Linked DNA regions of Mus musculus: region 1 is linked to region 2. The links are chromatin contacts, found by Hi-C or POLR2A ChIA-PET in ENCODE. All regions are on one chromosome and are shown on one strand. Each heading gives the region's core, a stretch centred on a gene start or an enhancer-like site at or near the end of the contact. The rest is flanking DNA. Distances are from core to core; before and after follow the strand shown. Region 1 holds the start of Rnf169 (ring finger protein 169). Region 2 holds the start of Spcs2 (signal peptidase complex subunit 2 homolog (S. cerevisiae)).

Region 1 (5,611 bases), core at 2,805-5,304, 120 kb before region 2:
GATGCAGAGTTTTAAGATTAGTTTAGGACAATTTAGGAGCTGTTCCAGTTGAGGCACTATGGCGGCCATGCAGTCCTCAGCCTGGATGACAGGGGTGGTGACTGAAGCACGGGACTCCATTCTTGTTCTAGTTGGCATCCTGTGTTAAAGTGGCTCTATGGGTCCCACTTTTTCCTGGTCGTTGGTATAGCCACTGGAGGATGAGAACAAAGAGCATGGCCTATCATGTCACTATCCTGCTGGGAGCAGGCCTTGGCCTTGGATCCTGCACTGTACCCCAGGGGCTCAGTCACTGGTCCCCCGATAGATGATGAAAAATGTAGAGTAAGGATGATGAGCAGAAAGAGTCACTCAGTGTGGCCCCGGTGGGGAAGAGGAACACAGAGGTCAGATGGACCACATCCCCCTCCTTTGGCCAAGTCCATCTTCTGGGTCTAGACATGAAGCTTAGCTCTAAAACAGCCCTGGTCTAAGTGTGGTCCTGTCCTTTCTCATTGCCTGGGCTGTAGTATTTCCTTCAAGGTGGTCTGACAAGCTGTCAGTATCGTGTGAAGTTTCTTTCTGAGAGACAAGTTTCTCCTCTGCCTGGCACCATTTCTAGTCTTTTCCTTCTCCCAGTATAGGATTTCCAGGGAAATTCCAGTACCATGGAATCTATTATTCCAATAGTTCAATATCTAAAGGGAGGAGCACAATTGTCTCTTTAGAAAATCTCCATTCCTGCCACGGTAGTTACACTGTTTGGGCTTTTTTTTCTGTTCTAGACCATTGGTCTAACCTTGTTGTATCATTTCATAACCTGTGAAGCATCCTTAACAACCAGTCTCGGATGATGCCTCAAAACAACAAGAATTACAGCACAGTTGACAGGAACTGAGAACGGTTTAAGGAAAAACTGGGTCAACTGGAAAGGGCAGCCGGTACCACAGGAACAATCCAGTGGCTACTATCACCAAGGGAAGGACACCACACCTCCCCCAGTTCCCACCCAACATCCCTTGCTGTTGGATACCCACTGTTTTTGTTGCTATGAACAATTCTAAATCTGTCTCTAAATCTGCCACTCACCAAAGATGCAGAGTTTTGAGAGAAGTGGGAAGCGAGTAGAGCCCAAGACCTATGACCAGTCCTGGCTTCTCCAGGCAGGGAGCAGTTAGATGCTTTCCTACGCCAGCTTCCCTCCTCTCGTCAGAGAGGCGCAGAATGAGGGGTTTCTTAGCAGAGTGGAGGTTTAGATGATGGTGGCAAATGCGATGTAACAAAATGTCTGCCGGCCTTCAGTCCTTCTCCCCTCTCAGGCTGGTGCTCTTCTCAGGCTGGTGCTCCTTCCTGGTTGCTCTGTTTTGCTGGCTTGTCAACCATGATCACAGTCAACTGAAACTTCAGAGCCATCTTCTTGTTCCTGTTCTCCTCATGAATAACTCTCCACAGATCTGTCTCTCCCCACCCCCTGCACCTCGTCACCATTGCTGTGTTAGAAAGATTACCTTGGCAACAGCATAGAGGAGAGAAAAAAATTGGAAACTGGGAACTCGGTCTTCTGAATTCGAGGGATAGAAGAGACTGTTGAACGTGTCCACTGTAACAGTCTCCCTGACAATCTAGTGTTAGATTCTTATAGCATTAAAAATGAGCACGACATAGATCCTGGTATCCTTTATCTCAGCTTTTGGCATCAGTCTGAGGCAGCACCGTGGCTGTCATATGCCCACATGCACACACTTGTGTGGTGCATCCCAGGCTGAGAGCCTGCTGTATTCCAGGACATTTATTTTAAAGCCGAGGAGACCGAGGGCAGGAAGAAGGAAGGGAGCCAATGAAAAGGCCCAGGAACAAGATCGGAGCTGGCATCTGGGCAAGTGATACTCAGATCGCTTACTTTTCTCTGTGGAAAAGAAAAATTTCTGTTTCTCTTTGTGTCCAAGAAAGCAAGCTACACTGTTCTAGGCTAGCAGTGAACAGGCCCTTCAGACTGAAGTCCTATTGTGTAAGCAGCTCACAAGAAGCAACTGTTTCTAATGGTGGCTGCTTCCTGTCTAAGTTTCACCACGCTGTGATGAAACACCATGACCAAAAGCAATTCTGAGAGGAAAGGGTTTATTTGGCTTACATACCCTGAACTACAATCCACTGAGGAAGTAAGTCAGGAACCCAGATGCAGAAGCTGATGCAGAGGCCATGAAGAGTGCTGCTTGCTGGCTTGCTCGTCATAGCTTGCTCAGCCTGCTGTCTTATAGGACCACCAGGTCAGGGTCATACCACTTACAAAGGGCCAGGCTCTCCCGCTGTACTCACTGCTTGAGAAAATGCTCTACAGGTTTGCCTAGAGCCTGATCTTATAGAGGCACTGTCTCAACCAAGGCTCCCTCCTATCAGATGACTCTAGCTTGTGTCAGGTTGACAGAAAACTAGCTAGCATACTCTCTGTACCACAAGCCTTCCTTGTCAGAACCAGGTAAAATGTCCCTGGGTAGGAAGTGAGCAAGTGCCCGGATAAAGGACAGCCCATCCAAGAACTCACTTCTGTGTCTGGCAGTATTCTGGCTGTCTGGGCCTTAGGCTGGGCCTCTGACTCTCTGGACATGATGTTTAGTTACTCACTGACCCTTTGTCAGTTGCTGTCTGTCCTTTACTTCCAGGTTCTCATCCTAAGGCTCCAGTCCCCCCCACCCCAACTTGGATTAATCACTCTGCTTTGAATCGGTTACCACCAACTGTGGACACTCTCATGACAACCTGGAGCTTCTAGATGCTTTCTTCTACATACAGTTGCTTAAAAATAATGTCTTTACAAAGCCTGTGATTTTCCATAAAGATAACATCTTGGTCCAAATGCACCTTAAGGTAAAAATAATAAACAAACAAACAAACAAATAAATAAATAAATAGGCAACACCCCGAGACTTGTTGTAGTACAGTCATCTTTCCATCAGGGGGAGCCATTCTTTTTCCTAAATCCTCTGTATCCAGAAAGGAAAATCACAGCAAAGTCTCAACACCTCTCCCTGGCTTAAACAGGAATGATGTGGTCAGAGCTGGCCGGTAGGAATGAACTCTAAGATCCATGGGACAAAGCTTATAGGAAGAGGGGTTGTGTGATGGCAGGTCAGTTTGCAGAAGTCACAGCTGCCAGCTAGGTGAAGAGATGAGGAGAAAGAAATCATGCAGTGGGCTTATGGAATGAAGAAGTGGGTGGGAACAGGCTGGAAATAGAGCCATTTTGGCCAGAAAATGACAAGACTATAAGTTAAAGATGCCTGGGCTGGGAGCGTGAGGACCCTTGAGATGGTTCTGTGAATAGAATGTGGGAAATAAGGGCTGTTTTGAAAGGATGGAGACATTAGGTTTGTGCACGGAGCATGCAGATATCCATAATGATAAATTCAATAACTCTGAACTGCAGATATTAGTGTGGGCTTTCATGGGGAAGAAAAGAGGAGACCAGGGAGTCATATAGACTGAGAAAAGAAAAGGCACAAGCTTACACAAGAGTATCTACATTTAAGTATCAAACACAGAAGTAATCTGAGGAGCAGGGTTTGTGTAATAAAGTATGCTTTTTTTTTTTGCCCCAGCCAAGGGAGGGGACTTCATAAAGGGATGTGGAGAGAGAGGGGCTGAAATGAGGGCTGGTCAGGTTGTTATTTCAACAATCACTCAAGACTTTTGGTCATGATAGGCCTCATGCTAATCACAACAAGCTGCTATGGCCCCGAGGAGAAAGCCCTTACCAAATGAAGTACTTCGACAAGTTTCTGGATAGCTCATATTTATAGTTCATTTTATAAAGTTCAGGGTCGCTCAAAAATTCCAAATAAATTCTTTCAGTCTCTCAAGATTCAGTGCTAGAAACTACAAAAACAGGAGGGCGGGCTGAAAGACCAGATATATAAAGAATAATCATTAAATATTAATAAGCAGTCTCCTCCTGCTAAGCGAAAGGCCCTAGGAGAAATATCCCCAGGCGGACTAGGTTCCCGCCCCCTCATGAATATGCAGATAGCTGTCCGCCGCGCACTGCCCCGCCCTCTACTCCTCTCCCACCGCAACCGACTCTCCCTTCAAACGGGAAACAAGATGGCGGCGGCAGGTCCGAGCACTCGGGCTTCTTCCGCTGCGGCCGCGGCAGCTCTGAGTCGGCGGGGCCGGAGGGGCCGCTGTGACGAGATGGCGGCAGCGAAAGCCGGGGCTCCGGGCCCGGCCTCCAGCCCCGCGTTGTTAGTGTTGCGGTCAGCGCCACGGCCGGAGGAGTCGGGCTGCACCGGGTGCCTGGAGACCCCGGGGGAAGTGGCGGCCCTGCCGTGCAGCCACTCGCGGTGCCGAGGCTGCGCCTCGCGCGCGGCGGGCCCGGGCTGCCGTCGCTGCCGTCCCCGCGGTTCGGGCTGGGCCCGCCGTCGGGCGCGCGACGACGGCCAGGCCGCCGCGGAGCTGATGGGCGAGCGCGCCCGTCGTGGACAGCCAGAACCCTGCCGCCCGCGCCGGGACGGGGGCGCGGCTGCCTCGGGGCCCAGGCCGGAGCCGGAGCCGCTCGCGGAGCCAGGTGGAGCCTCCCCTCGCCCCTGTGGGCTTCAGCCAGGCCCAGCCGCCGGGTCTGGCCTGGTGAGCGGGGTGGAGGGTCCCGGGCTCTGCTGCCGCGGGTGTGGAGAGTTCTGCTGGGGTCGCGACCGGGTTCTGCCCAGGCGCAGTATGTGTTGGTGAAGGTTGAACTTTGGAGCGAACTGTACGCGTGTTGAATTTGGAGGGGCAGTGAGGGGACCCCGCGCCTTGCGTAAGTCAGAAGTTTGGAAGGAAACAATTCCTGGAACAAGTTAGGGGCATGTTGAAGTTGGTGCGTGGAGGGGGAGGGGCCCTGGAGGATCCCAGCAGCGCTTGTTTCAGTGTTGGGCAGAGGGCTTGGGGTCGCGCGGTCTAGGAGGGATGTGTCTTCCAGGGCTGGAGAGAATGAGGTGTGGGATATCCCAGGCTCAGGGGGAGCTTTGCAGACTTGAGAGCAGAGTGGGTTTTGAGGATGAGCTCTCGTGTGAAGTTCTTTCTCATGCTATCTTGGGAAAAAAAAAAAAAAAATATATATATATATGCATGCTTAGCGCAGAGCTTGCCACACAGGATGAGATAAATGCCATCTATTTTGGTGATAATACTAATCATAAACGTTAGTGGTGCTTGATGAAGAAAGCTGGGTGGGATTTAAGTTTTGGAGACAAAGATTGGTTTGGCTGGGGGCTGTTTTCTGTCTTTCTATGTAAGTTTCATCTATGATGCTGGCAACTTAAAGGTCTGTTGTAGGACTCTTGGCCTGAACTCCTTTGCCTTTCTCACCGTCGGCAGCCCATCACTTGTTGGTGCTGAAGTCTGAGATAGAAAATTCCGTTTGTAACATGAACCGAGACCTAGGCTTCTTTGGTGCAAGCCTAAGCAACATACCTACAGCTGAGATTTTCAAGAACCGTGAATCAGGAAAAGCCATTTGCTAGCCCTTTTATGTTAGGAATTCTGCCTTACGTCGTTTTCAGCAGAAGGAAGGCATTGCTTTGTGTGTATATGAAAGTGCAGTTCCTAGAAACTGTAGAGTCCAGAATGCATCTATTTTTGGTTCAAGCAGAGACACCTG
Region 2 (5,760 bases), core at 139-2,638:
GAAGGCCTGCATGCGTTTATCTGGGGTCACCATTTCAAAGAATGGTTGGCCCCTGCATGCTGGTGTTTCTGCAGAATAAATGCTCTTTGTTTTTGTATACTCTCTGAGCCTGGGGTCTTCTTTCAGTGATTTTTGGACCCTTACAACTGGAGTGGCCAGGAATTGCTTAATCGAGGATGAAATCTAATCTGCTATTCTTTAGTGATCATGTGAACATAGCCTTGCCAAGAACATTTTGTCTCTTTCATTCAGAGGTATATTCTAAGTGTGTAGAACAGGACTGAGTACATGCTAAGCGATTCAGAGGCTGGGCATGGTATTATACACCTTTGGTTCCAGCACTAAGGAGTCAGAGGTAGGTGGATCTCTGGGAGTTTGAAGCCAATTTGTCTACACAGTGAGTTTCAGGACAGCTAGACCTAATGGTGAGACCCTGTCTCAGAAAAACAAAACAAAATGTCTAGCGAATTCAGTATCTGGCGGATCATCTGTACACATATGGAAAATATGTAGGTATAAAAACTAAATAATGCAATGTAATATGGCATAAAGTGATATTACTATGAGATATCCCAGGTCTATTTTCCTTATATGCCTTAGTTTCAGTGTCAAGTTTTTTTGGTGCTCAATATTTTTTTCTCTCAATATTTATAAAAATCACATTGTCAAACTGGAAACATGCTTTTAAGTTTAAAAAACTAAAAAGTTGGTTTTAAGTGTGTTCTGACTTATGCTCTCTGGCTTCTGAAAAATTCCTTTTCTTGTCTATACAGCATTATCCTGAGACAGACACAGAATGGGTGGATGTAAGTGCATGTAGGGCACTGCCTAGCACACAGTAGGCACTCAATAAATGATAGTTCTACAGGAAACATTACTAACAGCTGAGATTATGGTTACTTCGGAGAGAATAATCGAGCTGATATTCTACCTTCAGGGACAGAAAGGGGTGAAGAGCAGGCTCTACCTCCCTTCTTAGGACACAACATCTGGGGCTGGAAAGACTCATAATTCAAGCAAAATTAAGTTTCCAGCCACACCTGCCTTCGGCGTCGTTTCCGCCTCCGAAGAGCCCGCGGAGGCGATGTCCCTGTCAGGCGGAGTGCACGCCTGCAAGCCTCACGGGAATCTCGGAGTCGCTCCACGGTGGCGCTTGCCACAGCCTTCCCCACCCACTCCTTAGTAACCGCGAGGATGTGGCTAGCAACGGAGGCGGCAACCGGCGACGGCAGATTCTAACTACAAGTCCCGTCAAGCCCCGCGGCCTCTTTCAGCCCTCATCAGCACACCAGACTACGGATCCCGATGGGCTCTGCGCTGCCTATCACATGAGCAGCTTCAGCCAATCGGCTTCGGACAAGTCGTATGGGAGGGAGACACGGAGGGAGACAAGATGGCAGCGTCGGCGTCGCAGGGTGGGAGAAGCGGCGGTGGCGGAGGCAGTAGTGGGGCTGGCGGCGGCCCCAGCTGCGGGACAAGCAGCAGCCGCAGTGGTTTGTTGGATAAGGTGAGGAGCTTAGTCCTGGGGACAATCTAGAGCCCGGGGAATGCCCAGGAGCTGGTGAGCCCAGCTTCCCATCCCCACCCCCTTATTTTCTGTGGCTCCTTGAGCGCTCCTCCGTAGCACACGAACGCACACTTGTAACTTGCCCTCTCTACACGTTGGAAAACAATCCTTCCCTTTAGTCGTCTCTTTAAGCAAGTGCTGCTGGTCCCTAACCGCCACCGCAGCTTCTCGTAATTATGGCAATATTTCACCATAATGATCACGTTTCTATTGTGCTAGGAGGGCCACTCTTGAAAATGCCCATAACATCAACGTGGAAAATGGAACTTCTAAAGAAATTGAAAGAATCTCCTCGAAGTCAGTATTCCCCAAACCCTTCCACCATCATCCTCGCGTGTTGCTACAGAGCCCAAAGAGTTCCTTGGCCTTTAAAGTTTTTAAGGGTTTTTTTTTTTTTTTTGGTTTCTTTTAATTTTTTCATGATATGTCAAATAATGAAATATTCGTATGTTGACTTCCCTTGCTGGTCTGATAGGAAGCCTTAAGATTCTTTGTCCCTCTTGGGTTCCCTGCCTTTCTCTTCCCCTGCGTGGCCTTTTCTGTCTGTACCAGCTGACTGCTTTCCACTCTGCCTACACAATTTCTAAAGAATTTCACGTCCTTGTCCATAAGGGCTTAAAGGAAAGAGTCAGGGGAGGAACGCTGCTCCTGGATTGACCATCTTGCCCCTTGCACAGCAACTTGCAAGAGACAGTTGCCTGAAAAACGGGCCTGGCATTAGTTTTGCCTCTAGCTCTGTGTCCTAAAATGTGCCTGTTCTCCTTATTGCCTTCCTTATTCTGTAGAATGAGGGGTTTAGTCCAGCATACCTTCTGGCCCCCTTCCAGGGTTGTCCTTCCCAGCTGATGTGATGAGGGTGAAGCATGGTGCTTTCATATAGTAAACCACTTTTCTTGAAACATTTTAATCGAAATGCTCTATTACTCCTCTGTGTGGAACAGATGGCTAGGGCTTAAGAGATGGATGCCTGATCATCCCGCATTTGTGTAGCTTCCTACATGGTAGGCAGCACTCCACCACTGACCCACGTCCCCAGTTCCCCTTGTCTTTTGGAGGGTCCTTAGAGTCAAGTTTGAGACAGGGTCTTGCTGTGTAGCTAAGCTGGCCTGGACTGGAACTGGCTTTGTGCAGGATCCAGGGACCAAACTCGGCTTGTAAGCCTTGAGCCATCTGTCTGGTCCTCAAGTCTTTCTTGAGGAAAGAATATGATAGTGCTTAAGATTTCTTAGTAGGCTTACTAGAAGGGTTTAAGTAAACTTAGTGAAAGGTAGGGTTAGACTGGAGAAAGTTACTTAGGAGTGGAATGTAAAGAGACTATATAAAGTGACTTGAGGAAGGTTATTTACATAGCTCAATGAACTAGACCCAATAATAGTGTATAGTATATACTATACACTAATATATAGGATTTCTTAGAAGGGTAAGTTTGAATTCTAGTGTAGCATAAAAAGCCCTGGATGACTGCTCATTACTGAACTTGTATTTCTTTACCACAATAAGCATTGTAGGTATTCTCATTATAGGCTCATTATAAAGATCAAATTATATAATACTGGTAATGTTAAGATCTGTATAAAAACAGAATGACAAGATTCTCCAACTGGGATATCAGAAAGGTAGAGTGTTCTCACAGAGGGACATTTGGAAGAGTCTTCATTTTGTTTTGTTGATACAGGGCCTTACTGTGTAATCCAGGTTGGTCTTTCTGCCTCTGCCTGCCTAATGTGCAATCATAGGCATTTCCACCATACCTCCCCACCTCATATTCAACCATGAAATGAAAGACAGAAGAGTGAAAATGGTCCAGAGCTGTTTAAGGTCCTTTTTCCTGGAAAAACCTCCTTTCTGCTAACTTTGAATTGTTCCCTCTCTGAGTTCCTCCCGCGTCTGGTGCACCTGTTGGTCTCTGTGTCCTGCCCATTTGGGTGTTTCCGGTTTCCTGTGAGGGTTTCTCTATACTGATCTGTGTAGTCGTAGAGTGAGTGCTTATAGCCCTGAATTTCGCTGAGACAAATGCCAGCCCAGTCTTAGGAAGAGCTGTAGAGGATGCTGCTTTGAAGTGTCTCGCACTGACTGACTGCTGAGGTGGAGAGCTTGGGGACTGGTCCTGAGTGACAGCGCGTCCGGAATCACATGAGGATGCCGCCTTTACAGCCTTGTGACTTTTATTTCTCTCTTTTTACTTCCAGCCTTTGGGCCTGGAGGAGGGTGTCAGTTCTGCGCCTGTAGTTTCCCTTGCTGTGAGGATGTGCAGTCTGGGTGTGCGAATGTGCTCGCTGCTCTACACTGGTGTGAGTGTCTGCTCCTCTGAAACCAACCTTCAAAACCAAGCAGCACATACTTCCTGTCTTTTAAAAATAAGTTTGCAGATCTAATCTTCCATCTTGAAGTGACTTCGTTCACTGCACTAAGTTATTTTTGCCCCAAATCTTTCAGAGCATTTTGTTCTGTGTGGCAGCTATAAAGAGTAGCTGTTTCTCAGTTTGTTCGGGCTATTGAAATTTGGTATGGTACGGCATGGTAGGTATGTATGTATTTATTTATTTATGGTAAATTATTATCCAATCCTTTTTAACCTCATTACCTGGATTCTGTCTCTTGGTTGGATTCTCAACCTTACTTTAGAACAAATTCTGTAGCTTAGTTGAGAATATAGATCTGGGGCCAGCCTTGTTTTGAATTCTGGCTCTCTCCACGCCAGCTGTATATTCTTGGACCAGTTACCACATGTCTTTGTAACTCAGTTTCTGCCCTTGTAAAGTGGGGCTGATAGCTGTGTGTGCTCCTCTTATCCTCCTCCTTTCTGGATTTTGACTGCCTTAAATAAATATTTTTAGTACATGTGTGAAAACTGTCCATATCAGATTCCCTCTGTTTTTAGTTAAAAACGATAAATTTCCATATCTCCCAGATCAGAATAAGATTTTGTAGTATTGAGGCCTGGCTGTCCATATGTTTCATATATTTTTTGTTACCCATTCATTTTAATAGTGTATTTTTAAAAATTGAAAATAATTTTCAAGTTTTACTGTCCAATGGTTTTTTTTTATCATTGGTGTACGATTTCAGGAAGGTTTTATAAATCCCTCCAACCCAATACCCATTAGCAGTCTACCCTGGGCTTTATTCTTAGCTCCAGGCCACCATAAAGCTTTTTTTCAGTGAGGAGGCTCAAATGGAGACTCTCATGCTTGTAAGCTAGCAAGAAGTCTAGCTTCCGTCTGAGTGTGTCTGTTGTGGACATTTTATATAAATGAAATGTAAATGAACTATTGTTACTAGCTTCTTTCATGTAACATGTTTTCAAAGTTCACATGTGTTCTTGTGGTTTGGTGTAGTTGTTTTGAGACAGGGTTTCTCTGTGTAGCCCTGGCATTCCTGGAACTTACTCTGTAGATCAGGCTGGCCTCAAATTCGGAGATCCTCCTGCCTCTGCCTCCTAAGTGTTAGGATTAAAGGTGTGCATCACCATAGCCTAACTAGTTCACATGTTTTATAGCATGTATCAAACTTTATTTTATATACCGTATACTGGAGTTTTATGTCAACTTGACACAGCTGGAGTTATCACAGAGAAAGGAGCTTCAGTTGGGGAAATGCCTCCATGAGATCCAGCTGTAAGGCGTTTTCTAAATTAGTGATCAAGAGGGAAGGGCCCATTGTGGGTGGTGCCATCTCTGGGCTGGTAGTCTTGGGTTCTATAAGAGAGCAGGCTGAGGAAGCCAGGGGAAGCAAGCCAGTAATGAACATCCCTCCATGGCCTCTGCATCAGCTCCTGCTTCCTGACCTGCTTGAGTTCCAGTCCTGACTTCCTTGGTGATGAACAGCAGTATGGAAGTGTAACCTGAATAAACCCTTTCCTCCCCAGCTTGCTTCTTGGTCATGATGTTTGTGCAGGAATAGAAACCCTGACTAAGACATACTGATAACCCATTTTAAAGTTTCTGTATGTCTGAGTGTGATGTGAGTGCCGTGGCACTTGGTGGATATAGAGGACACACTCCGATGTCCTCACTCTTTGCCTGGGAGAGATCATCCTGTTTCCACCCCGTCCTCACAGGAGCATGGGCGTTGCAGATGTTACACAGATGTTCACAACTAAGTCCAGTTGTACATGTGGCTTCTGGGACTCCAAACTCAGGGCTTCACACTCCTGTGACCAGTGCTTTACCTACTGAAGCCCTCCCTCTGCT

What was found. Hi-C counts contacts between places; a loop is a spot of excess contacts on that map. ChIA-PET counts read pairs that join two places held with the same protein, here RNA polymerase II (POLR2A).
Region 1: a loop to region 2 is called in a map of left cerebral cortex, with 6 times the contacts of the local background. The contact joins the promoter of Rnf169 here to the promoter of Spcs2 in region 2. A Hi-C loop is called at or near these places in 1 of 37 maps with a recorded cell type or tissue (left cerebral cortex). POLR2A ChIA-PET finds 5 or more read pairs at or near these places in 3 of 5 experiments (Patski and embryonic stem cell).

The regions. Positions count from the first base shown.
Region 1 is chr7:99,978,901-99,984,511 of GRCm38, reverse strand. Rnf169 (ring finger protein 169) reads left to right here and starts at 4,054. Exons shown (of 6, transcript NM_175388.3): 1 at 4,054-4,540. The coding sequence starts at 4,078.
Region 2 is chr7:99,854,511-99,860,270 of GRCm38, reverse strand. It overlaps Spcs2 (signal peptidase complex subunit 2 homolog (S. cerevisiae)), which reads left to right and starts at 1,388. Exons shown (of 5, transcript NM_025668.3): 1 at 1,388-1,507. The coding sequence starts at 1,394. It overlaps Xrra1 (X-ray radiation resistance associated 1), which reads right to left and starts at 1,053. Exons shown (of 19, transcript NM_001164258.1): 1 at 1,041-1,053.